Linked DNA regions of Mus musculus: all the other regions are linked to region 1. Evidence: chromatin loops called from intact Hi-C (ENCODE). Cell type or tissue: heart. All regions are shown on one strand.

Region 1 (8,000 bases):
GCACCCAGCTCAGGAGTCCTCTAAGCATATCTCTCTCTCTCTCTCTTTCTCTCTCTCTCTCTCTCTCTCTCTCTCTCTCTCTCTCTCATTTCTCTAGGCATCTGTAGCTGAATTGGGGTACCCAACTCAGGACCAGACAGTCCTGGTTCCTACAGTCTCCTGCTAATCAGGGTCAGATGGGTGAGGAACGGAGATCTGCCCCCTTCAGGTGTCCCTCATGACTTTCATCTTAGAGGGCAGCCATCTCTGGGGTACACAGGAATAAAGCAGGAGAAGTGGGTAGCTGAGATGGTCAGTGGGGCTGGGACTGGCCCTAAGATGCTAAGACATTGTATCTCTCCATGGTTTAAAGGAATAGCAGCCAGTCTCCATCCACACACATGGACAAAGGCACTCCCCCTCCCCCTGTGTACACTGCCTTGGAAGAATGGAGGCTGTTTGCTCTATCCAAGCTAGAGCGCCTAGGGGACTTGGAATCCACAGCTCTGAACTGTAGAGTTGGTGCAGAGCCTGGGCTGCCCACTGCCCACGCAGCGATCTGTATCTTCCACAATCCCTGACTGTACATCGCCTGCAGCAGCTGTTACTTGAATGTCCTTGCATGATCTGCCTCCCATCCCCCACGTGCTGTAGCCTCCTCTGGGACCCCTACATGGCAAATGGTCGCAGCTCCAGATTGGTGTGTGTGTTTGGGGAGGGGGGGTGCGGACAGAATGCAGAAGGATGACTCATCACCATGGGAGCAGACTACCGAGTTCCACATTCACACACTTGCAGAGCTGTAGACACAAAGGCATGCCCACACGCACATTCCCAAACTCACAGGGAGACACACTGAAATACACTGAGCGCACGCACATACACACGTGTGCATACAGTCCTTAGACACAGACACCAAAACAAAGGGACAAATCAAGACACATAAGACATCTCTTACCCAGGGGGAAGCCAATCATCATCCAAAAGCCTACTCTCGTACGGAGACACACAAATACCCATGGCTAGTTTCTTTAGAGACATCCTAACCACCCTCTGTGAATATATAAACCCTCTCCCTTATCACCCCACTGTGTCTCTCTCTGTGTGTCTCTGCTGTCTCTCTGCCTCTCTCTGTCGCTGTCTCTGTCTCTGTCTGTCTCTGTCTCTGTCTCTGTCTCTGTCTCTGTCTCTCTCTCTCTCTCTCTCTCTCTCTCACACACACACACACACACCACAGTCCCTCTTCTCTGGAGTCCTTCATCCATCCCCTGCCTCAGGCAGCACTCAGAGCAGACATGACAGTTTTAGAGTCCTAGAGATCTGTGGCCTATATTCTTGCATACAGATGCCACAACTACCCAAGGACAGAGTTTCTGCCTTGGGTCCAGCCACTCCCATTCTTCCAGAGTAGATAGAGGTCACCAGACCCAGAAGGGTGATGTCCTAGTCATCTGCTCACAGACCCCCTGTTTGCATCTCCAGTGCCTTAGAAGAGGGTCTGGCTGCAAAGGGAAGATGGTGGTTACAACTCCCAGGAAGGAAGGGATGTGTGAGAAAGGACCCTTGCTTGGACGACACTGTCTTGAGGTGATAGGTGGACAAAGTCCCCACCCACCTGCTAGGATTCCCAGGAGACCTGATCCAATCATGTGCACCTGCTGTTGTCTGCCTTAAAGACACACACACACACACACACACACACACACACACACACACACACCTCCGTGTTAACCCAAGGGCCACTTGGTCCTGCTTCCGGCTTCAGAGCAGGTGTTGCTGTTCTAGGAAGTCCTGGGTGAGCTCTTCTGCTCTGTTGTGACTCTCAGCTCCCTAGGTCTCACCCATCTTTGTGGACACCATAGGGAAATGCCTTACTCCCCGGAAGCCTACATCCTATGCAGAACTGGGGGTTAGAGGGGCTCTGGGAGATCTGAGAGTGAAACACAGGTTCGAACCTCAGCACTGCCTCTGACCTTGGGCAAAGCCCCGAGCTGTGTGTATCCAAGGACTTATCTGTAAAATGGGGACAGTAATAACTATCTCCCCCAGGCTGACGCGGGGATTAAATGAGATCATGCATTGAGTATCCTGTGGAAATGGCGGCCGTATTACAGGTTCATTGCTTGCCACAGAGATTGGTAAATATTGAGTTAATGAACGCCTCCAGCTTCCCTTCTTCTGCCTCCACCTCATGTCTGTGCTTTAGGAGGGGGAAAGTAAATGTGAACAAGAAGGATTTGGGGCAGGGAGAACGGGAAAGATCAGGGCTTTCTGACATCTCTGGACACCAGCTGCTCCAGCGCGTCCTGAGATTGCTTGAAGGCGGCACCGGCATCCTCTTACCCTTATGCCACTCACCTGTGCCACCACCCTAATCGGTCAGGTGAGGCAGCAAGTAGTGGTGGGGTCCACCCCTGCTCTGTGGCCCCTCGACGCTCCCCACCCCAGGTGCGTGCTGAATGCCGGGTGGCGGGAGCGTAAGTGTGCGAAGGATGTGAATGAGCCAGTGGACGCGTGAATGGAGGTGGATGGAAGCGTGAAGTACAAGGCGGGGCTCCAGCTGGGTGACCTCGAGTGCAGACAGGCCGGGGCTCCCTCCCCTCTCCTCCCAGCATCCCGCTCCGCTCCCCTCCCCGCGGCGCGCAGCCCTCCCTAGCCCTCCCGAGCTACCGCGGGCACCAGAGCCGGGACCACGCAGCCACTGAGCGGACAGCGCCGCCTCAGGAGGGGGCTACCCCGCCGCGTCTCCAGTTCCGCACCAAGGCGAAGTCCCGCGAGCAAGGTCCAGGTTCCAGCAACGGAGGATGCCCGGGGCCGGGAGCCAACAGGTGCGGGGCGTGGGCGACCCCCAGGACTGACTTGGGGATTCCAGAAGAGCATCGGCAGGTGATGGAGGGGGCTGGAGTCTCTGGGGACCTGGGTGCCGGAAGACTGCGCCACCCCCCACTCCGCTCACCTCCGGGAGGTACCCTTTAGCGCACTTGCTGCCCCTTCTGGGAATCCTCCCAGACCCCCTAAGGAGCAGGGAGGTCCCGCTGGGAAATCGGTAGGCCAATGTCTCTGCCCCTTCCCCTAGGGCTCTCGAAAGGACTGTCCATCCTCTTAACACCAATCTGGGGTCGTCCCTACCCAGCCAAGGGAAGAAGGGGTCTGAGCAAGGGAGGAGGGAGCGGCCTGAGCCAGGCCGGATTTATGAATGGAGAGCGGCCTGCGCACCGGCTCAGCGACCCCTGGCGGCCGTCGGGGAGCATCTCGGCCCCGGGGACTCCAGGAGACCTAGCAAGGGGGGTCTTGAGAAGCCTGTTTCTTGGCGTGAGGATCCTCCTTTCGTCTCTCCTAGGAAGGTGCTTACCCGCACTCCTCTTCGCGGGTCTGTGCGTTCCCGCGCGTGTACGCTCACTGAGGAGGATCTGGCAAGTCTAGTGGGCGGGACCTAGGTCTTTAATATCTCCCTGCACCCTTTTCCCAGCCAAGGGAAAAGGCTTGAGGACTGACTCAAGAAAGAATATTTGTCGTTGGGGATGGGTTTCCTTCCTAAATCTGTGGTGGCCGGAGGACTCAGACTGTCCTGGATTGGCTTTGTGACCTTGAACAAGGGACTCAACCTCTCAGCTTCCCGTCTCTCCATCCACACAACAGGGCTTGCTAATAATGATACCGAATACTGACTGGAGGGCCAGCTTCTGGGTGTACCAGGCTCTGGGTGAAGTAGTTCCCAAACCTTAGAGCTCAATACTCTTCATCGTGGCTCTGGAAGGTAGGTAACTTTAATACTCTGTTGGACCACTGGGTGGGGAAACTGAGTCTCAAGGAGGGAGGTAAAAGGTGCCTAGCTCCACCATTCCCACCCCATGACTAAGAATAAAGAGACGGAGGTAGACAAAGTCCCTAATGTCCTCTTCTTTCCTTCCTTCCTTCCTTCCTTCCTTCCTTCCTTCCTTCCTTCCTTCCTTCCTTCTTTCCTTCCTTCCTTCCTTCCTCCCTCCCTCTCTCCCTCCCTCCCTTCCTCCCTTCCTTCCTTCCTCCCCTCCTTTCTTCCCTCCTTCCTTTCTTCCCTACCTCCTCTCCCTCAGGAAGTTTGGTCTGAGACCCCAAAGACCTGAGGGCAAGACCAGGGCCTTTGAAAGGAGTGGGCTGAGGGCTTGTGGGAGTTTCTCTTTCTCCACAGAGCCCAGGACTCTCCTCAGCTGAAGTGGCTCCTAAACTCATGGAACCCTCGGCCACTCCTGGGGCCCAGCCTGGAGTCCCCACTAGTAGTGGGGAACCCTTCCATCTGCCTCCAGACTATGAGGACGAGTTCCTCCGATACCTGTGGCGCGATTATCTCTACCCGAAGCAGTACGAGTGGGTTCTCATTGCAGCCTACGTGGCTGTGTTCCTCATAGCCTTGGTGGGCAATACCCTGGGTAGGTGTCTGTTTTCTTCTGAACTAGAGGGAGTCCTGGGCCTTCCCTTCATACCCATTCTTGCTGGTGAGGTCGGGATGGGGCCTGAATGTGTGTGGCTTTGCTAACTGGCTTCACCTCACCTTGCTGCTCTCTGCAGTCTGCCTGGCTGTGTGGCGGAACCACCACATGAGGACAGTCACCAACTACTTCATTGTCAACCTGTCCCTGGCAGATGTGCTGGTGACTGCCATCTGCCTGCCTGCCAGCCTGTTAGTGGACATCACCGAGTCGTGGCTCTTCGGCCAGGCTTTGTGCAAGGTCATTCCCTATCTCCAGGTTAGCTCTCCCATGGCCCTCAGCACCCTCTACCACATCTGTCCAAAACCTATGACCTTGGTGGCTTTCAGTAACTTTATTGTTTGCCTTTCAGTCAAGTTACACTGGCTTAGGACTCTTGTGGGGCTATTCAAACCACCAGGCTGGACAGTTGGGAACACAGACACAGCCCGACATACACACATAGACAAACTTGACCACACACACACAGAGACACATACACACACACAGACACACACACAGAGTTACTTTCGGGTCCACAGGCACATGCAGAGAAGAGACAGAAGCCCACAGTGACAGACCTGCACTTAACAGGTCTGCTCCCTGACTCCAGTAGGGACCAAGAGAGACAAACAGAATTCTCTCTCTAGTCTCCTTCCCCAACGCTGGACACCAGGACACCCAGATGATATCAGTGGAATAGGAAGAGGACTAGCCAGAGACCACCACGGCCTCTTAGTAGCCCTTGGTCCTCTTCCTGTATCCTGGGAAACAGGGCACCCTGGAGGCAATGCCTACCTATACTACCAGTCAATTCATCTGTGCCGCTCAGACCAAGAGAGATTTCCCAACAGCATAGGGGTGACCTCCCGGGCTGACAGTGATGCCTCAGGGACTTCACACTGCTTTAAGGTTTTCTGCCCAACTGGTCCCCTCTGTGGATGGAGATCATGTGTCTCATCTCTTCACTGTACCAGGACACCTACTTCATAGGTTTTAAAAGTAGAGAAAGGAGGGGTAGGAGAGATGGCTCAGGGGTTAAGAGCACTGGCTCTTCCAGAGGCCCCCGGTTCAATTCCCAGCACCTAGATGTCATCTCACAACTGTCTGTAACTCCTGTTCCAGGGGATCCAACACCCTCATACTGACATACATGCAAGCAAAACATCAATGTACATAAAAAAAATTATTTAGAAAAAAATAGGGAGAGGTCTGTTTGCCACACAAAGTCTCATTGTGTGTGTCAGGTCTCCAATTGGACATTTTCCATACACGATTTCATTTATTCTCACCAGCATCCTGCCAGATAGATGCTATATTCCCATTCTGCAGATGAGGCTCAGAGAGGGTGAGTGACTTGCCCAAATTCACACAGCACAAAGGGGTGGAGTCACGATTTGCTGCACTGGTAGCTCTGGGCTGTGAACTGTTTCCCCTCCCCCTGCCCCGCCCTACCTCTGATGTTGTGTCCCTGTGGGGCAGGCTGTGTCGGTGTCAGTGGCAGTGCTGACTCTCAGCTTCATCGCCCTGGACCGCTGGTATGCCATCTGCCACCCACTGTTGTTCAAGAGCACAGCTCGCCGTGCCCGTGGCTCCATCCTGGGCATCTGGGCTGTGTCGCTGGCTGTCATGGTGCCCCAGGCTGCTGTCATGGAGTGCAGCAGCGTGCTGCCTGAGCTAGCCAATCGCACCCGGCTCTTCTCTGTCTGTGATGAGCACTGGGCAGGTAATGGGCACTTCTGGAGGTGTATACCCCCAGGGCAGGGGATTTTCAGGGTGGGTACCCCCAGGGTAGGTATCTCCTCTAGTGTGAGCATCAGCTGGGGATCCCTCCAGGCTGGCACCACTAGACTGGGCAATTCTAGGCTCTCTCTCTACCCAAGGTGCTTATGTGAATTCAGTTGTCCCCAGGTCTTGCTTTGGTTCATGTTGGGACAGGGTGGCATTGCTGAGGCAGACGGGGACCTCCAGGGTGAACTTGACCCTTGTGTCTTGCGACCTACAGATGAACTCTACCCCAAGATCTATCACAGCTGCTTTTTCATTGTCACCTACCTGGCCCCACTGGGCCTCATGGCTATGGCCTATTTCCAGATCTTCCGCAAGCTCTGGGGCCGCCAGGTGAGGCTCATCTGCTGTCGCTGTCTGGGCTGGGAAGGGGGAAGCTGTTTTTCTAAGGGAGTAGATGGTCCCTGACATTGGAACATATTATCTGCACTGCGAATATAGCGAGGCCAGGCCCAGGGACGTGGGGAGCTGGAGGCCCCAAAGTGACTTGCAGCCTCTTTTAATTAATCAATTACCTTCCAGGGCTTTGGCATAAGCCAGACAAGTGTTCCAGCACTAAAGAATATGCACAGAGCCTTTCTCCCTGATCCAGGTTCCCTCTGTCCTTTTTAAAAATGTTACAGGGTCTTGCTAAGTTGGTCTGACTAGACTGAACATCCAATTCTCCTGCCTCAGTCTCCTGTGTAGCTAGGATTATAAAGCCGGCTTTAACCGCCATATCTTATTCCCCTCCCCCCTAAAAATGTGAGAAAACAGACCCAGAGAAGCAACACAATGTCCCTCCCTCCTCCGGAAAGCACTCAGCTAGCCAGCAGAAAATCAGAGGTCAAAACCCAAGCCAGGCTCCAGAGCTCAGCTTAGGATCAGAATGTTAACCTTTGCAGTTTCAGACCACTTGCCCAGTGAGGCACTCTTGCCCACCCCTGAGTGTGACTGCTAAGGCCAGCCAGGCCAACTGGTTCCAGGCCTGGCTTTCTCCTCATTACATGGAGCCTTAGTGGGGTTGCTGAGATTGTGTTCACAGAAAGGTGGGTGCTAGGAGCCATTTGTACTGTGGCAGTAAGTCCTGAGCCAGTATCTAGGCAGTGAGAGAACACGTGTCACGGGCTGACAGGTCTCAGTGACATTCTGGGATATCATGTACGTTCTGCACAGTGCTACCCATGCCTAGGCCATGCAGGGCACTGGGTTGGGAGATGGGTTGGGAGATGTAGGCATACCCAGTTAGAGCCTTTCCTGGCTGGTCTACCTTAAGAAAGCAAAGGACTAGAGAAGTCACAGCTCACAAATGTATGAGCAGTCTCTAAACTCTAGTTTCTTGCATCCTGGATCCATGCCTCTTGGCTGTGGGGTGATTGCAAGGCATCTGCCTAGGCAGAGAGCTGGTGTCAGGCCTTCCCCGTGCCCTTCCTGATTCCCAGGGCTCCCTACAGTGTGACATGGACATCTCTTCATGACTCAGCTTTTCATCCTGTCCCAAAGACGGAGCTGCAGATCTCAGGAGGATGGGGGAGCAGTTAGAGGGGTGTTCAGAACCCCGCAATGTGGCAGTGTCCTTGTATGTCCCTGACTTGCTCACTAGGCCCTAACCATAGGGAATGACTCTCTCAAGGAGACATCCACCTTTCCTTCCTCTGTGTGTGTGTGTGTGTGTGTGTGTGTGTGTGTGTGTGTTGGCTAGATCCCTGGTACCACATCAGCCTTGGTGCGGAACTGGAAACGGCCCTCGGAACAACTGGAGGCTCAGCACCAGGGCCTCTGTACAGAGCCCCAGCCCCGGGCCCGAGC
Region 2 (8,000 bases), 52 kb before region 1:
GATACTGGTAATGTTTTCCCTGTCTCGGCCTCCCTCCATCTCTCCCTCCCTCTTCCAGGTTCTTACTACATAGATCTGCCTGTCTTGGGACTCTCTCTGTAGACCAGGCTGGCTGCTGCCTCTGCCTCTGCCTCTGCCTCTGCCTCTCTGCCTCTCTGCCTCTCTGCCTCTCTGCCTCTCTGCCTCTCTGCCTCTCTGCCTCTGCCTCTGCCTCTGCCTCTGCCTCTGCCTCTGCCTCTGCCTCTGCCTCTGCCTCTGCCTCTGCCTCTGCCTCTGCCTCTGCCTCTGCCTCTGCCTCTGCCTCTGCCTCTGCCTCTGCCTCTGCCTCTGCCTCTGCCTCTGCCTCTGCCTCTTCCTCTGCCTCTGCCTCTGCCTCTGCCTTCCAAGTTCTGGGATTAAAGGTGTGTGCCACTATGTCCCACCCCTTTATTCTTCTCTTTGTTTTTAGAATATGTGTGTATGTGTGTGTGCGTGCATGCACTATACATGTAGGGGTACCCAAGGAGGCCATAAGAGGGTGCCTGATGTGGGTTCTGGCAACTGATTTTAGGTCCTCCACAAGCACAACAAGGGCTCTTAACTGCCAAGCCATCTCTCCCCCTCCCGCCCCCCCCCCCGATGGTTTTCTCTCTTTATTCTTGTTAGAGGTTTATCCATATTATGAATTATATTTTTTAAAATTTAAAAATTCTTATTGCTTAATTAATTAACTTACTTGCTTACTTATTTATTTCCTTTAAGACAGGGTGTCACTCTGTAGCTCAGGCTGGCCTGGAGTTCATGGCAATCCTCCTGCCTCAGCCTCCCAAGTGCTGAGTTTATATAGGTGTGAGCCAACCTGTTCAACTTTTTCCTTTAAAAACGTATTTCCTCTTTTCACTTAACTCTGTACTTTACTCCTCATTTTAAAGCTTTTTCATTGTCTTCTTAAACTGTGAGACAGAATCTTATGTTGCCTAGGCTGGCCTTGAACTTTCTGTGAAGCTGAGGGTGACCTTGATCGCCTGACCCACAATTGCTGGGGCTGTCACCCCATTTTTGGTCTTCTTCTTCCTCCTCCTCCCCCACCTCCTCCTTCTCTTCTTCTTCCTTCTCCTCTTCCTCCTCCTTCAAAGATTTATTTATTTTATGTATATGACATACCAGAAGAGGGCATTGGATTCCGTTACAGGTGGATGTGAGCCACTATGTGGTTGCTGGGATTTGAACTCAGGACCTCTGGAAGAGCAGTCAGTGCTCTTAAGGGCTGTGCTATCTCTTCAGCTCCCTCTCTTCCTCCTTCTTCTTAATATCACCCAAACCTGCATCGCTCTATGAGCCTGCATTACTTACAACCGCTCATTTTCACATATTCTGTCTTAATTAGAATTCCTCTCCCAACTTTGCCATGCATTATTTAGCAGCTCATTGTTTAATTTATAAGTATTTACTACGCCATCACTGTTTTCTAGTTTAACTGAATTGTGCTCAGGAGCACACGGTGTTCGGACGGTTTCCAGCCTTTGAGTTTGCTGACCTTCTCCACGGCTCCAGAGAACAGTCTGTGTTAATAAATCATCCATAGGAAGTTGAAACTCTGCATCTGGGCTGGGAGCTGAGTCAAGGTAGCTAACCCCTTTGTTCCAAATCTGTGTCTCTGGAGACCTTTTTATCTCCTAGATGCTGAGACTTCCTCTGTCTGTAGTATTTCGCATTTGTGCCGTGATGTGTCTAGGTGCATTTTTCTTAATTAACAGACGTCTTAAAGGGCGGCTTAAAGGGAGGAAGTGCAGGATTTTCAATTGGCCCACTGTAGGCAGCTTTTCTCCTTATTAGCAACCCCTATGGGTGTGGTGTATTTATTATAATAAAAGAAAAGAAAAGAAAAGAAAAGAAAAGAAAAGAAAATTCTTGGCTGGGGATTTGTCTGGCTCTTTGAATCAGTAAATCAGTGTCTGGTGGGTGCTGGTGGGTGCTGGTGGGTGCTGGTGGGTGCTGGAGGGTGCTGGTGGGTGCTGGAGGGTGCTGGTGGGTGCTGGGGGCTTCTCCCCTTCTCCTTCTGCACTTCAGGTTAAATCCATGGTGCATATTTGTCATGGTCTCTCTGTCTTATACCTTTTCTTTGTATTATTTTAAGCTGTTGTTGTTGTTGTTGTTTGAGACAAGGTCTCACTATGTAACCCTGGCATGACTAGAACCTGCTATGTAGACCAGGTTAGTCTCAAACTTACAGCACCCCTCCAAGCTGTGTGATACCTGGGATACCATGTGGATGGGATTTTTTTTTTTACATGTGTATATGTGCGTCAGAGGGAAAGACAGACAGAGACAGAGATAGAGAGAGACAGAGACACAGGAACAAACACACACACACACACACACACAGAAAGAGAGAGAGAGAGAGAGAGAGAGAGAGAGAGAGAGAGAGAGCGCACATGGAGGTTAAAGTACAATTTGTGGGCGTTTGCTCCCTCCTTCCACCATGTGTGTCTGGGCACCAGACTCAGGTCATCAGGGTGACAGCTAGTGTCTTTACCCACTGAGCCTCTCACTAGCCTTACATTTTAGTCCCCTGTCCCCATGCTCATTCCAGGGTTTTTTCTCTTCAGTCAGGCCCCAGCCACTCTAATTTTTTCTTGGCTTTTCATTACTCTATTATTCATTCCTAGAAGTTTAATTTGGTTTCTTCAAGCTAATGGTCACAGCCTGGTGGTGGTGACACTCGGGAGGCAGAGACAAGCAGATCTCTGAGCTCATGGCCAGCCTGGTCTACAGAGTGGGGTTCCAGGAGAGCCAGGGCTACACCGAGAAATTCTGTCTCAGAAACAAACAAAGAACAAAACAAAAAACACCCGGTGGTCATTCTGGGAAACTTTCATTCCTCATGAAGATGCTCACTCCACCTTTGCCAGTGAGTTTGAAAACGTATTTTGGTGACTAACATGAATCCTAGGTGCTTTCCTCAGAGAGCTAAGTTGCATCTTTCAGGGAACAGAGGCACAAATGGTCAACGTCACTTCAAAACACATTCAGCATTGAGATGAAGACTGACCATCCCTGAAACACAGTCTAGAATTCAAGTCCCTTGGTGCGACTCACTGTGAGGTGGCCAGCTCACTGCAGCTCAATGGTGGCCCTTATGTGTGCTGTGCACTTGCCATTTTATCCTCCATTCTGTGCTCCTTCAGTCCCACTGTTTCTATTTATTTTCATAAGTTTATTCGTTTAGTGTGTGGAGGGGCGTGGATGTGTCACAGTGCACACTTGGCGGTCAGGGGCAAACCTTGGGAGCAGCTCTCCCCTTCCGCCTTTGAGACTGGAGCTTGACTCCAGGTTGTCAGGGTGACGCAGACATCTCAAACCACTGAGCCACAGAGCCTTGTTTTATGTTTTAAAAAAATCTTTATTATAAAAAACGTTGTTGGGAGCTGGCGAGATGGCTCAGCGGGTAAGAACACTGACTGCTCTTTTGAAGGTCCTGAGTTCAAATCCCAGCAACCGCATGGTGGTTCACAACCATCCGGAATGAGAACTGACGCCCTCTTCTGGTGTGTCTGAAGTCAGCTACAGTGTACTTATGTATAATAATAAATAAATCTTTAAAAACAAAACAAAACAAAACAAAAAAACCAAAAACATTGTTAATGAAAACCATCACACACCAACCAGAATTAACCAGTCCCAAAGCTATACAAGTCAGAGACCTTCTATACTGAATGGTCATTTAACCCTTCCTCGGCCTTTCTTTTTATTTCTTTCCTACATGTTATCCTGTGCCTACATGTACATTTGTGTGTGTGTGTATACAATAGATATATACACATATACTATTGGCTATATTACACACATGGAGCAGGGCATGCAGGTTTTTTTTCTGAGAGTCTGTGACCTAGCTTAATATTTAAATCCCAGCCATTTCCTATAAACTTTGTGATTATACTTTTTGTTTGTTTTGAGATGGGAATCTCACTGTGTCGCTCTGGTTGTCCTGGGATTTAATATGTAGACCAGGCTATCCTGGAACTCACAGAAGCCCACCTGCCTCTGCCTTCTGAGTGCTTGGATTACAGACGTGCGCCACCACACCAGACATCACCTGTGCTCTGAACTTTTGTCTGTCTTCCTTTGTGAAGTCATCGGTACAACAGGCCAAACTGCCCAGAGCCAGGAAATGTCCAATAAATGTCACAATAAAAGGGGACTTCCTGCTCAGCGTATGGTGGCTACTCCCTTTCTTCTGGGAACTCCTTGACCCTGGCTGCCCAGCGCCCTGACAGTCTCAGCTGTCATATCATTTAGGAGGGGGCAGGGCAGGGTGGACAAAGAATACCAAGTAGCCCAGGCTCGCCTCAAACTTGCTCTATAGTTAAAAGAGCGGCCTCTGTAGAGGTGGAGAGTGTGGCTCAGAGAGATGAGGTCACCTGCCCAGGCTCTTACAGCTGATAAAAACCAGACTGGCTGGAGAAATGCTTAGAAATCAGGAACGCTGGTTGCTCTTCCAGAGGCCTGGGTTCAATTCCCAGCACCCACATGGCAGTTCACACTAGTCTCTAACTCCAGTTCCAGAGAATCCTCTTCTGACCATCCCGGATGCTGGGCATGCAAGTGCACACACATACATGTAAGAGAAGCATTCATACCTAACAAGTCAATAAATAATTTTTTAATTAAAAAAATTAAAAGAAAAAAAAAAACAAACAGAGGTATGCAGTAAACTTTGAGCTAGCTTACGTGCGATCTAACCTCTTCTTCCCTAGTCTGTGCAGTGCCCTCTTTGAGACTTGATCTCTCCATACGTAATGAGTAAGGTGGTCCAGTCTGAGTCTCTGAGCTTCTCCTTCAGTTCCACGCTAGCCCTGACACGGGAAGCCTGTCCCGGAGAATTCCCTGTCGGCCACAAGATGGCAGTGGTGTGCAGCGAGAGCCTGAGGTTCGGGATGACACTGCAGGCCAGGTTTGTTTAGTTGTCTCTGCTTCTTGTTGTGGTAATAAAGAGGAGATGACTTAGCTTGAGGTTCAAAACCTCGTTTCCCCTCCATCTCACTCCATTTAACAGACTCTGGAAGATGCCTCCTCTAACATGGGGGAGGGGCGCCGACATAAGTTTGCTAACCCTTTCCAGGCTGAGTTCCTATTGGTTCTCACACCTGCCAGTCTTTGCTCCCTACATGACACGGTTGAACTTGTCTTTCACGGTCCTTCCCTCTTTTTTATTTGTTCATACAGGGTCTCACTATGCAGCGCCGGTGGACCTCAAACTCGTAGAGGTCTGCTTGCTTCTGCCTCCTAACTGCTGGGGTTAACGGCATGCATCATCACTCCATGACATCTTATTTATCTATCTATAGACAGGCTCTTACGCAGTAACTCTGGTTGTCTGAGAACTCACTCTGTAGACCAGGCTGGCCTCCAAATCACAGAGACCTGCCCGTCTCTGCCTCCCGAGTGCTGGGATTAAAGTCACTCACATTCAGCTCCCTCCCTCATTCTTAAGGTTCAGCCCCATCCCACCCCCACCCCCACCCCCACCCCTTAACCCACCCTCCACCCCTGCCTCGAGGATTCAGGTGTATGGGAAGTAGAGAGGGGGGAGTTGAGCAAGACTTGCTGCCCTCTTGACAGAGGACAGAGGCCGCTTGATATATCTCCGAATTGAGGTCAGTCTGGTCTACAGAATGAGTTCGTGGATAGCCAGAGATACATAGAGAAAACCCAGTCTTGAAAAGCAAACAACCCCCCCCCCCCAAAACAAGAAATTACAAAAGCAAACAATGGAAATAGAACCACATTACAAGGAAAAAAAGAGAAGAGTTCCTTTTTAAAATTAATTTTTGGAAAAGCTAAAGAAATGGCTCTACGGTTAAGAACACTTGTTGCTCTCATAGAGGACCCAGGTTTGATTCCCAGCACCCACATGGCAGCTCACAGCCATCTGTAACTTCAGTTCCTCATGATCCAACTCCCTCCTCTGGGTACCAGAGATGTATATACATACATACATACATGCACACAGGCAAAACACTTATACACATAAAATAAAATAAATGAATCCAAAAAAATTAATTTTGTAGTTTGAAAGAATGGCATTTCTAGGCTTAAAACTAAAAGCTTCATTGGTGTGGACTTAGGAGATGGCTCAGCAGTTACGAGCACTGGCTGCTCTCCCAGAGGACTTGGATAATTCCAAAGGATATTCCCAACACCCACGTGGCCATTTACAACCATCTATAAGTTCAGTTCCGGGGGATCTGATGCCCTCTTTGGCTTCCACGTGTATCAGACATGCAAATGGCACACAGACATACAAACAAGCAAAACCTTAATACATATTTTTAAAAAGTATTTAAAGCAGCAAGAAACAAACAAACAAACAAACAAACAAATGAAACCTAAATACTTGGAGCTGGAGAAATGGCTCAAGAGAGCTTGCTTTGAAACTGTGAGGACCTGAACTTGGATCACACACATGCCGTTTCTTCTCCTCTCCCTGGAAGCACCCTCTTGGAGAGTTGAGTTCCCCATATGTAATGAGTAACTTGGTTCAGATCTGGATCCCTGAAGAGCCCTGGGTTCTAATATTCTCAGGCTGGGACTTCATGGTCTAGAGTATGTCTGTACTGTGGGAATTACTGCAGCTTGCTGGCCACACGCCCAGCCCAAAATATGAGCTCTGTCTTTAGGAAGAGACCCTGCCTCAAAGATATAAGGTGGAGTATCTCCCCACCTACCTCCTCTGACCTCTGTGTACACCCCAAACTCCAACCCCCCCCTACCAATAGATGTTTAAAATTTAAAAAAAAAAATTAGAAGCCACAAAAATACTGGAAACGGTTGTTATGCTTTTGAAGAAATTCTCACTGTGATGGGTAACGTAAGCACGCATTTAAAATACATTTAGATTCCGTTTTTCTCCTATCAGATTGGCAGAAGTCCAAAGTTTGATAACATTCTTAAGCTGCGTTCCCTGAGCGAGCAGGCATGCACATTACTGCTCGGGAGAGGACGCCTTCACACAGCCCGTATGTGGGACAAGATGGCAATCTTTAGCAAAAATCACAAAAATACCCACAGGACGCAGAATCCTGAGGTGACCCTCGCCGGTCTCATCTCCACAAGGACCTGAACTTGCATGTGTCCAGGGCAGTGATCAGATCCCATTAAGTGGCAAAAGGGAGCTTGAAGAGGGGCAGGTGAGGTCCCAAGTCAGTTGATGTGGAGTAGGGAGATTATCCTGGGTGGATGGAGACAGGGCAGGGGAGCCCCCTTGGAAGTCTGGGGTTTCCCCAGCAGAAGTTGTTATTTCGAAGGCTGAGAAAGAGGCATTGTCATGATTCTCGATTGTCGTTGAAGGGAGCAAGAAGGACTCTGGGAGTTCTAGGCTGGTAGCCACCAAGACAGCAGGGACCCGGGGTCTATGCTTCCAGGAATCAAATGCTGCCTTGGGAATGAGTTGGAAGCTGCTCCCTTCCAAATGAGAGCTAAGCCTCGCACACATCTTAACGGGCTTTCCACCACCCAGCACGGGGTATGTGCTGAATGGCGCCAGTTGTTGTCTTAAACCGCTGAGTGTGAGATAATCTGATATGCAGCAATAGAAAGCCAATTCACGCTGGTCCGGTGATGGGGGTCTCCTCTAATTCCAGCATCCAGGAGACACAGGTGGGTGGGTTTCTGAGTTCAAGGCCAGCCTGGTCTACAGAGAGAGAGAGTTCCAGGACAGCCAGAAGGAGAAAAAAAAATCAATGTAGTATCTTCAGTGTAGCTGGGGGACTTTTTCTGTTAATATTCTTGCTCATGGATGAAACAGTGTAAGCACAATGGTTTGTTATAGCACTGTTTAAGATTAGATCCGGTGACTCGTGCCTATAGCCCCAGCCGAGACAAGAGGCCTGCTGTGAGTTTGAAGCCAGAGTGGGCTACCACTGAAGAGCCTGTCTCCAAACAACAGACATATAAAGTAAGAAGAACAGCTCTGGAGCTGAGGGTAGAGATCAGAGGTAGAGCATGGGTAACTCGTGCTG
Region 3 (8,000 bases), 120 kb before region 1:
GTGATAGGCCAGTGCTCTGCTACCGACTCCCCCCTCCCCTCTCCCCCACCCCGTCTCTCCCCTCCGCCTCCTTTCCATAAACATGAATGATTGCTAAGACAAAATCCCTAAGACTAATAACGTTCAAGGTTTCCAGACATGGCTCATGCCTGTAATTCCAACCTTTGGGAGGGAGAGGCAGGAGGGAGGGCTGCTGTGAGTTTTAGAACAACCTGGGCTATAACGTGACTGAGTTCCGGGCCAGCCTGGACTACCTGAGATTCTCATACAAAACAACCAGAGGGCCTGAGTGTGGGTCTCCAGCAGAGACTTGAAGCACAGTATTATAGCCTCTGCCCTGCAGGGTGGGGGACAAGGGGAGTCTCAGGAGTTTGCTGGCCAGCCAGGGTATCTGAAATGTCACCTTCCAGGGTCAATGAGAGACCCTGCCTCAAAAATTAAAGTAGCTGAGCCGAGCAGTTGAGGAAGAAACCTAACATCATCTTCTGGCTTACACGAGTGTTTACACATAGACACACATGCAAACACACACACACACACACACACACACGCACGCACGCACGCACGCACGCACGCACACACCATGTTACTACAGGCAAGGACACCCACGTATACACATGCATACACATACACTCTCCACCCCTCCCCCGCCCCAAAACAAGCTGTATCAACTTTCCTTCTGTTGCTTTGATAAATACCACGATCCAAAGCAACTTGGGAGGAGAGGATTTACTTCAGCTGACGCTTCCAGGCTCCAACTGTTCCATCCCGGAAAGATGTCAGAACCAGGACCCAGAAGGAGGCAGGAGCTGAGGCTGGGGCTGAGGAGGAGGGACATGGGTTTCTGGCTTGCCCCCTATAGCTTGCTCAGCCTGCTTTCTTAGTCCAGGGCAACCTGCTCTGGGTGGCACCACCCACAGTGAGCTGGGTCCTTCTGGGTCCTCCTGAAGTGATCATTAATCTAGATGATGTCCCAAAGTCTACCTAGAAGCTGTTGCTGATTCAGGCAATTCCTCAATTGAGGCTCCCTCTTCCTAGAAGACCCTAGCTAGTTTGTGTCAAAATGACCAAAACTTAAGCAGCTCCTGGTTTGGTGCTTTTTCTTTCTTTCTTTCTTTTTTTTTTTAAAGATTTTATTTATTTATTTTATATATAGGATGAGAACATATATATTGATGTAGTTGTCTTCAGACACCCCAGAAGAGGGCATCAGATCCCATTACAGATGGTTGTGAGCCACCATGTGGTTGCTGAGAATTGAACTCAGGACCCTTGGAAGAGCAGTCAGTGCACTTAACCGCCGAGCCATCTCTCCAGCCCCATTTGGTGCTTTTCATTACTTGGTACTCAGTACTCCGTACTCAGTACCCAGCACCTGTTCTGGGAATAGTATGAAATGACTAGTTTATACCCTGTACAGGGCATTCATGAGATATGTTGAGGGAATCCAGGGTTCACAGAGGGTGTATTTTACTCAGGGGTATAAGGAGTCGGAGTAGACCTGAGGGTTTGAGCAGTTTGTTGTTCCCTGGGCCTCCAAGGAGCCAAGCCCATGCAGTACTGTGATGGTTTCCAGACACACCCTGCTGTGCTGTGTCTGCTCACCTCTGTTAGTGGCCCTAACAGCTTGCCTTCCTTTCTCACAGCCTGCGATCCTCTGACCACCGTCAGGTGAACAGCCTGATGCAGACAGAGGAGTGTCCGGCAGAGATGGTGCAGCAGCAGCAGGTGGCCGTCAGTGATGGCAGAGCCTATGACAATGAGCAGGATGGTGTCACCTACAGCTACTCCTTCTTCCACTTCTGCCTGGTGCTGGCCTCCCTGCATGTCATGATGACGCTTACCAACTGGTACAGGTATGCCTCAGCAGCCTGGTGGGTGGCAGGACCTGGCCAGCCCCAGGTGGACTCACTGTGTGTTTCCCCCAGCTACTCATGGGTGTTCTGGTCTCTGCTCAGAGCTTGGGAACATAGGTGGCAGGGGTCTGCCTTAGATCCCCATAACCCAACCCTTGCTCTGCCTTAGTTTCCCTGCTGTGCCTTCTTAGCCCAGCTTCTGATATGTTTGCTTCGAGACCAGAAGGGACAGTTAGGAGGTGAGGCTGGGGTGAGCAGGGAGACTATGTTTGCAAATCAGGGCTGGACTGTAGGGGAATCTGGTGTGGGAAGCATGGAGGGGCAGGATTAGGATGGGGCGGTTAGACTCGAAGTCACAGAATTAAGAGTAAGAGTCGTCAGGCAGTGTTGGCACGTATCTTTAATCCCAGCATCAGGAGACATAGACAGAGGGATCTCCATGAGTTTGAGGCCATCCTGGTCTACAGAGTGAGTTCTAGGCCAGCCAGAGAAACCTGGTCTCAAACAAACACACAAAAGTCAGAATCAAGAGGTCTAGAGTTAGGGTTGGGACCATTGAGAGTCACATCTTGTCAGGATTGTTGGGGAGTCATAGTCTGTCGATATACACAGGTCATTTGGTTAACGTAGGGAGGCAACGAGCTGAAGTCAGGGTAATAAGGTCGGGGGCGAGGATGAGTTATTGGCTTAAGAACCAAAGTCAGGGACAAGCAGGGTTAAGGTGAAGTTCATCAGTCCTCAGGGATGAGGAGCCAAAGAACTGAGTGGCACAGTCCTAAAGACAGAGTTTCTCTGTGTGACCCAGGTGAGCCTTGAACTTGAGATCCTTCTACCCTACTGCCTGAGAGGCTGGGATTGCAGGCCTGGACCGCTGACCCTAGGACTTTTGTTTTGTTTTTGTTCAGGGTCTCATATAGCTCAGGTTGACCTCACACTCATTCTGCAGCGAAGAATGATCTTGAAGTTCTGATCTTCTTGCCTCTGCCTCCCAAGTGCTGGGATTAGAGGTGTGCATCACCGTGCCTGGCTCACGGTGACAAAGTGAGGGACCAGGAGTCAGGAGATCAAGTGGAGGCCTCAAACTATAGTCAGGACTGGAGTTGAGGTTAAGTTTGGACCTGGGGTCCAGGGTCCTAGGTCAGGTGTCTCCAGTGTGAAGCACAGGGATTGGAGTGGCACGGTAAGAGCCAGGGTTGAGGTTTGATGTCTCAGCTGGCTCATCAGGTCAGGGAACAAGACTGAGGTCACAGTACTGGGGACCAGGCTCATGAGCCCGATGGTGTGTTCCAGCCCTGGAGAGACCCGGAAGATGATCAGCACTTGGACCTCAGTGTGGGTGAAGATCTGTGCCAGCTGGGCGGGGCTGTTCCTCTACCTGTGGACCCTAGTGGCACCCCTGCTCCTGCCCAACAGAGACTTCAGCTGAGAATGCCCTGCTGCCTGCCTACCTGGTGCCTTGGGGCTCAACAAGGGTCAGCCCACCCTTGGCCACAGCTATCTGCTCTCTTCCAGGACCCGCTCAAGTCAGGATTCTCCATTCTCAGTGCCTCCAGGGTCTGTGGGACATTATGCTCTGACCCAAGCCCTGCCTTCCTTTGCCCATGATCATGCATACCCACCCTTGGGACTGAAGTTAACCCCTGTTCTCAGGGTCTCCAGAAGAGGGCATGAGAGTAGAGAGTGGCCCAGAGCTTCTCAGCTGACAGGGGGGGGGGGGTCACCCTATACACTAAGGCCTGTGGGGGTACCCACCCTATACACTAAGGCCTGTGCTCCAGGCCTCCAGAGCCCACCCCCTTCCTAGACCATGTGCCTTAATGAGTCTCTAAGACTTCACTCAATAAACATGCCAGTACCTGTGTGTGCCTCCCATGTCTTGTGTGCCTCACCCCTGGTGTGAGGAGGCCCCGTGCCTCCTTAGCCAACCTGGGAGCTGGGGCGTGCTTGGAATGAGGGTGTTGAAGAGTATGGTGAGCAGGACAGAGGACAGGGGTGATGAGCTAGACAGGACCCTTGTTTACAGTGTCTGCTTGGGAGCTCTGCTCCCCTCTGCTCTCCTCTGTCCTGTATTTGTAGTCTGGACGTCATCACTCACTTCTCTAAGCAAGGGCCGCCGTGGTCCTTGGGCTTGATGTCATGGGAGTCCAGAGAAGACCCACGACATTCCCAGGCCTTAAAACAGTTGGGAAAGGACTTGTGCCCTGGAGCCACCAAGCCTGCCTGGCTCTAAGGAGGCCAGGGCTCCTAGCTCTTCAATGATTAGAGGAACGTGGTGCTGCCTGGTTGGTCAATGACTTCTGCAGTGGTTCAAGGAGTGTGTGGCCTGTACAACAGGCTCAGCCAGAGATGCTCAGTGTTGTGAAGGTCACAGGCAGGCTCCTATCACTCCAGTGCAGGCCAGGCATCCCGCCCACTTGTGGGTGTGGCCTTGTGTGGGTGTGGCCTGAAAGTCTGTTTGGGTGCTTCTATAGTCTTGCCCAGGACACAACCATCTCCTAGGTACCACCAGGGTTTCGGGGAGTATAGGGATTCAAATAGACACCCTGAAAACAGAGCAGGAAGCGTTGGGCTGAGAGGACATTTGCTGAGGTACACAAGGCCATGGAAGAGGAGCTCAAGGGCAAGTACAAACTGGAGTGCAGACAGCATGCGGGGTCAGAGGAAATCAAGGAGATAGGTGTGGGCGGGATGGTACAGTCTCCCTCAGGGGATGTGGGGAGACTAGACAGAGGGGAACTACTGGGGTACTGAGCTGGCAGAAGGCCTAAAGCTGTGAGCTGATGCTGGGATGTTCCCCATGACTACAGCTGAGTGGTAGAGTCACATAGTATTTTAGACAGATTTCCCTGGGTGAGGTGGGGCGCATAAAGGCTGGACTTCGTGAAGCTGAGGAAGGCTCTCACTAGGGATGGGTCTGGAGGATGTGCTTGCCCCGCCCCCTGCCCCCCCAACCCCCGCCCCCCGAGATCCTCTGAGTGAGGTTGTCAGAGCACCATGCATTGCTATTCTTTCCTTGTTTCTCCTTCAGGAGAAAAGAAATGCCCAGGGTGTCCTCGTGGCCTGTGTATTTGTAGAGGTGGTTGATTTGCCAGATGTGGTGGTGCACAGCTTTAATCTCACCACTTGTCCGGGAGGCAGAGGTAGGTTTATAAACTGAGTTCCAGGACAGCCAGGGTTACACAGAGAAACCCAAAACAAAAACAAAAAGAAAACAAAAAAACAAAAAAACAAAAAACCTTCCCTCAACAACACCCCCCAAAAAAAGAAAAAGTGGTTGTGGTTGTAAGCTTGTTACAGTCTCAGATCATTCAGTCAGCAATGCACTCACCACGTGCCAGGGGCTGGGCCGGGCCTTGCTGGTGGTATGGGGGAGGGGCAGAGCAAAGAGCCACTATTCTAAGTAGGTGAAGGACTTTCCCCTTGTCTCCTTGGTGTCACACTCATTAGCCTAGAGGTAGGGTTGTCACCACCCACCAGGGCAGGGAACCTGTTTAGCTGTCCCCTCTCCCGCTACCCAGTGACCTGACTTCCACCCACAGGGAACCTGTTTAGCTGTCCCCTCTCCTGCTACCCAGTGACCTGACTTTCACCCACCCTCCCATCTGTTCCTGGCTCCTCAGTTCTTCCTTCCCACCACACATACCCTCTCTTCCTCGTAGACCTGTCACTATCCCTTTCTGGTCACTTCCCCTCTTTGGGAAGAGAAGCTCTGTTGCCTGCAAGCCCCTGATAGGGTGTGCTTCCTTACTGCACTGGGACTGAGAAAAGAGCTGTCCTTGAGTCTGAGGAACTACAACGTCCTGTCCCCAGGCCACTGTCCTTCAGCCCCACCTGCAGTTTAGGTTGCAGAGTGACAAGGGGGTTGGGGGGCAGGGTGAATGCAAAGCTGGTCGATGACATCTGAAACAGACAGTGCTTGGAGTGCTCTGGGCTTGGCTAGTTCTGTCTGCCTTGATGTGTCATTGTGTGTTATTACCCTCTCGGGACCTCACCTGGATTTTTCATGACCGCGGCCACAGTAGCTTTCTTGTAAGCCATAAAGTGCTTTGCACTCAGTACTTACACAGCAGACAGTCTCGGCCCTTGTGGTAGTTTGAATATGCTCAGCCCAGGAAGTGGCACTATTAGGAGGTGTGGCCTTGTTGGAGGAGGTGTGGCCTTGTTGGGGTGGGTGTGGCCTTATTGGAGGAAGTGTATCATTGTGGGGGTGGGCAATGAGGCCCCCCTCCTAGCTGTCCAATAATGGACTGAACCTCTGAAAACGTAAGCCAGCCCCAATTAAATGTTTTTCTTTATGAGTTGCCTTGGCCGTGGTGTGTCTTCACAGCAATGGAAACCCTAACTGTATCAGCCCCTTCTCCCTTTGCTGCCTGGCCACTTTGCAGCCTCTCTGAGCTAATCGGATATAGGAGAAAATGCTGACTGTGTTTGCCTTTCTGTTATAAGGTCCTGCTCTGCCTTTTAACTCAAAGCAGTGTGTGGAGCTACAGCAACCTTCTTGGGATGATTAGAACAACAAACCCGTGGATGGAAATCTGCCTAGGAGACATGGAAGAGTTTGGGTCCCTGATGTCTGTGGGAGCTCTGCTATGCCTGGTCCGGATGTCACTGAGATGGGGAAAGCCAACCCCAGTATATCTGAGTCCCATTACTGTGCCTAATGGGACAGCAGTGCAGCTGAATGCGTGGCTAACTGTCTTAGTTACTGTTCTGCTGCTGTGAGGAGACAGCATGGCCAAGGCTTACAAAAGAAAGCATCTAGCCGAGGGTTTGTATAGGTTTAGAAGGTTCCGGAGTTTGGGGGGATCACGGCAGGAAGCAGGCAGGTGTGGCACTGGAGCAGAAGCTGAGAGCTTTACTTTCTGACCCTCGAGCAGCAGCTGAAGAGAAGATAGACAAACAGACAGACAGACAGAGACAGAGAGACAGACAGACACATACACACAGAGACAGACACACAGACACACAGAGACAGACAGACAGAGAGAGAGAGAGACAGAGACACACAGAGACAGAGACAGGCAGACAGACAGGCAAAGAGACACACACACAGAAATAGAGAGAGACAGAGATAGATAGATAGACAGAGACAGACAGACAGACAGAGGCAGACAGAGCCTGCCTGAGACAGAGCCCGACTGAGCCTGGGCCTGGCATGAGCTTTTGAAATCTCATAACTCATTCCCAGTGGCACACCTTCTCTAACATGGCTGCACCTCCTGATCTTTCCCAAACAATTCACTAACTGGGGACTAAGAATTCAAGGCTACGTGCCTTTGAGGGCCACTTTCATTGGAATAACCATATTAACTGATATAATTAACTGGCCACTAATTTTAGTAATAAGAACAGCAAGTACTGGCCCTGCACCTTGTAGGCATAATGTTTTGTGTGCTGCGAGCTTACCCTTGTGCTACTCAAATGCTGACTTCTCTGCACCCCCCCCCCATCCTGTTTTAATCTGGACACAGCATTGTAATGCTTATACCAAGAATCTCCTGTCTCAAGTTTGTATAAACAGTTCTTACCTTTTATTCTCTGCCTTGTCAATAAATGCTGATAACCCAGTGGTTGGGCAGAAGAGAGAAGGAGAGGAGAGTCAGATCACAGGCAGGATGGAGGAATTGGAGCAATGAAGAAGGGGTCTGGAGAGCCAGATCGATACACAAGCATCATGGGATGGGGCTGGGAGTTAGTTAGCCAGATTAGCATAGCGGTTTAAGACACATCATTCATTTAACTGCTCAGCTATTGAGGTGCAGTCTTAAATACATCTTGGTTTCTCTGTAGAGTTATTGGGGATTACAAGGTAAATCAGTACAGCCACCAGATTAATTCACAGCTTACCTTTATATTAGGCATAATTCATTTTCAGACTCTAACCAGCACCCATTCCTCCTAGTACTGTGTGTCTTTTTTTTTTTTTTTTTCTGTAACCCTTGAATCCATTTGTGTGACAGTCACTGTGCGGTCCAATTCTCCCCAAGGCCAATACAATCGAGAACCTATGCTCACTCGTCATCATGGTTCCCTGGGGGCCTACAACAGAGCCTGAGAAAGAGAAGTACTCAGAACAAGTCGAGTTAGTTAAATGAGCACTGCTTGATTCTGGAACAGGGAAGCTGTGGAGAGAGCAGAGTGGAG

Evidence for each region. A loop is a pair of places that touch in the nucleus more often than their neighbours do. Peaks named below come from ENCODE experiments on the same cell type or tissue, not always from the same donor. Only the 100,000 strongest peaks of a DNase experiment are listed, where the experiment ranks them.
Region 2: it touches region 1 in a loop (7-fold over the local background); 23 of 42 quality-filtered maps call a loop at or near these places.
Region 3: it touches region 1 in a loop (2.6-fold over the local background); 6 of 42 quality-filtered maps call a loop at or near these places.

Annotation. Positions count from the first base shown.
Region 1 is chr4:130,133,815-130,141,814 of GRCm38, reverse strand. Hcrtr1 (hypocretin (orexin) receptor 1) reads left to right here and starts at 2,653. Exons shown (of 9, transcript NM_198959.2): 1 at 2,653-2,807; 2 at 3,619-3,736; 3 at 4,148-4,385; 4 at 4,525-4,703; 5 at 5,907-6,150; 6 at 6,430-6,545; 7 at 7,894-8,000. The coding sequence starts at 4,187. In heart, a CTCF peak has its summit at 3,211 (motif pointing left); DNase peaks (open chromatin) are centred at 2,544 and 3,204; H3K4me3 peaks cover 1,294 bases; H3K27ac peaks cover 880 bases; H3K27me3 peaks cover 7,246 bases.
Region 2 is chr4:130,186,030-130,194,029 of GRCm38, reverse strand. No RefSeq gene overlaps it. Among named protein-coding and RNA genes, the nearest start is that of Tinagl1, 15 kb to the right of the region's middle. In heart, no CTCF peak of the experiment used is centred here; DNase peaks (open chromatin) are centred at 4,269 and 4,879; H3K4me3 peaks cover 392 bases; H3K27me3 peaks cover 537 bases.
Region 3 is chr4:130,249,212-130,257,211 of GRCm38, reverse strand. It overlaps Serinc2 (serine incorporator 2), which reads left to right. Exons shown (of 10, transcript NM_172702.3): 9 at 1,647-1,856; 10 at 3,147-3,715. The coding sequence ends at 3,282. It overlaps Gm46724 (a long non-coding RNA gene), which reads right to left. Exons shown (of 3, transcript XR_003955118.1): 3 at 7,408-7,907. Among named protein-coding and RNA genes, the nearest start is that of Gm46724, 17 kb to the right of the region's middle. In heart, no CTCF peak of the experiment used is centred here; no DNase peak of the experiment used is centred here; H3K4me3 peaks cover 488 bases; H3K27ac peaks cover 2,467 bases; H3K27me3 peaks cover 540 bases.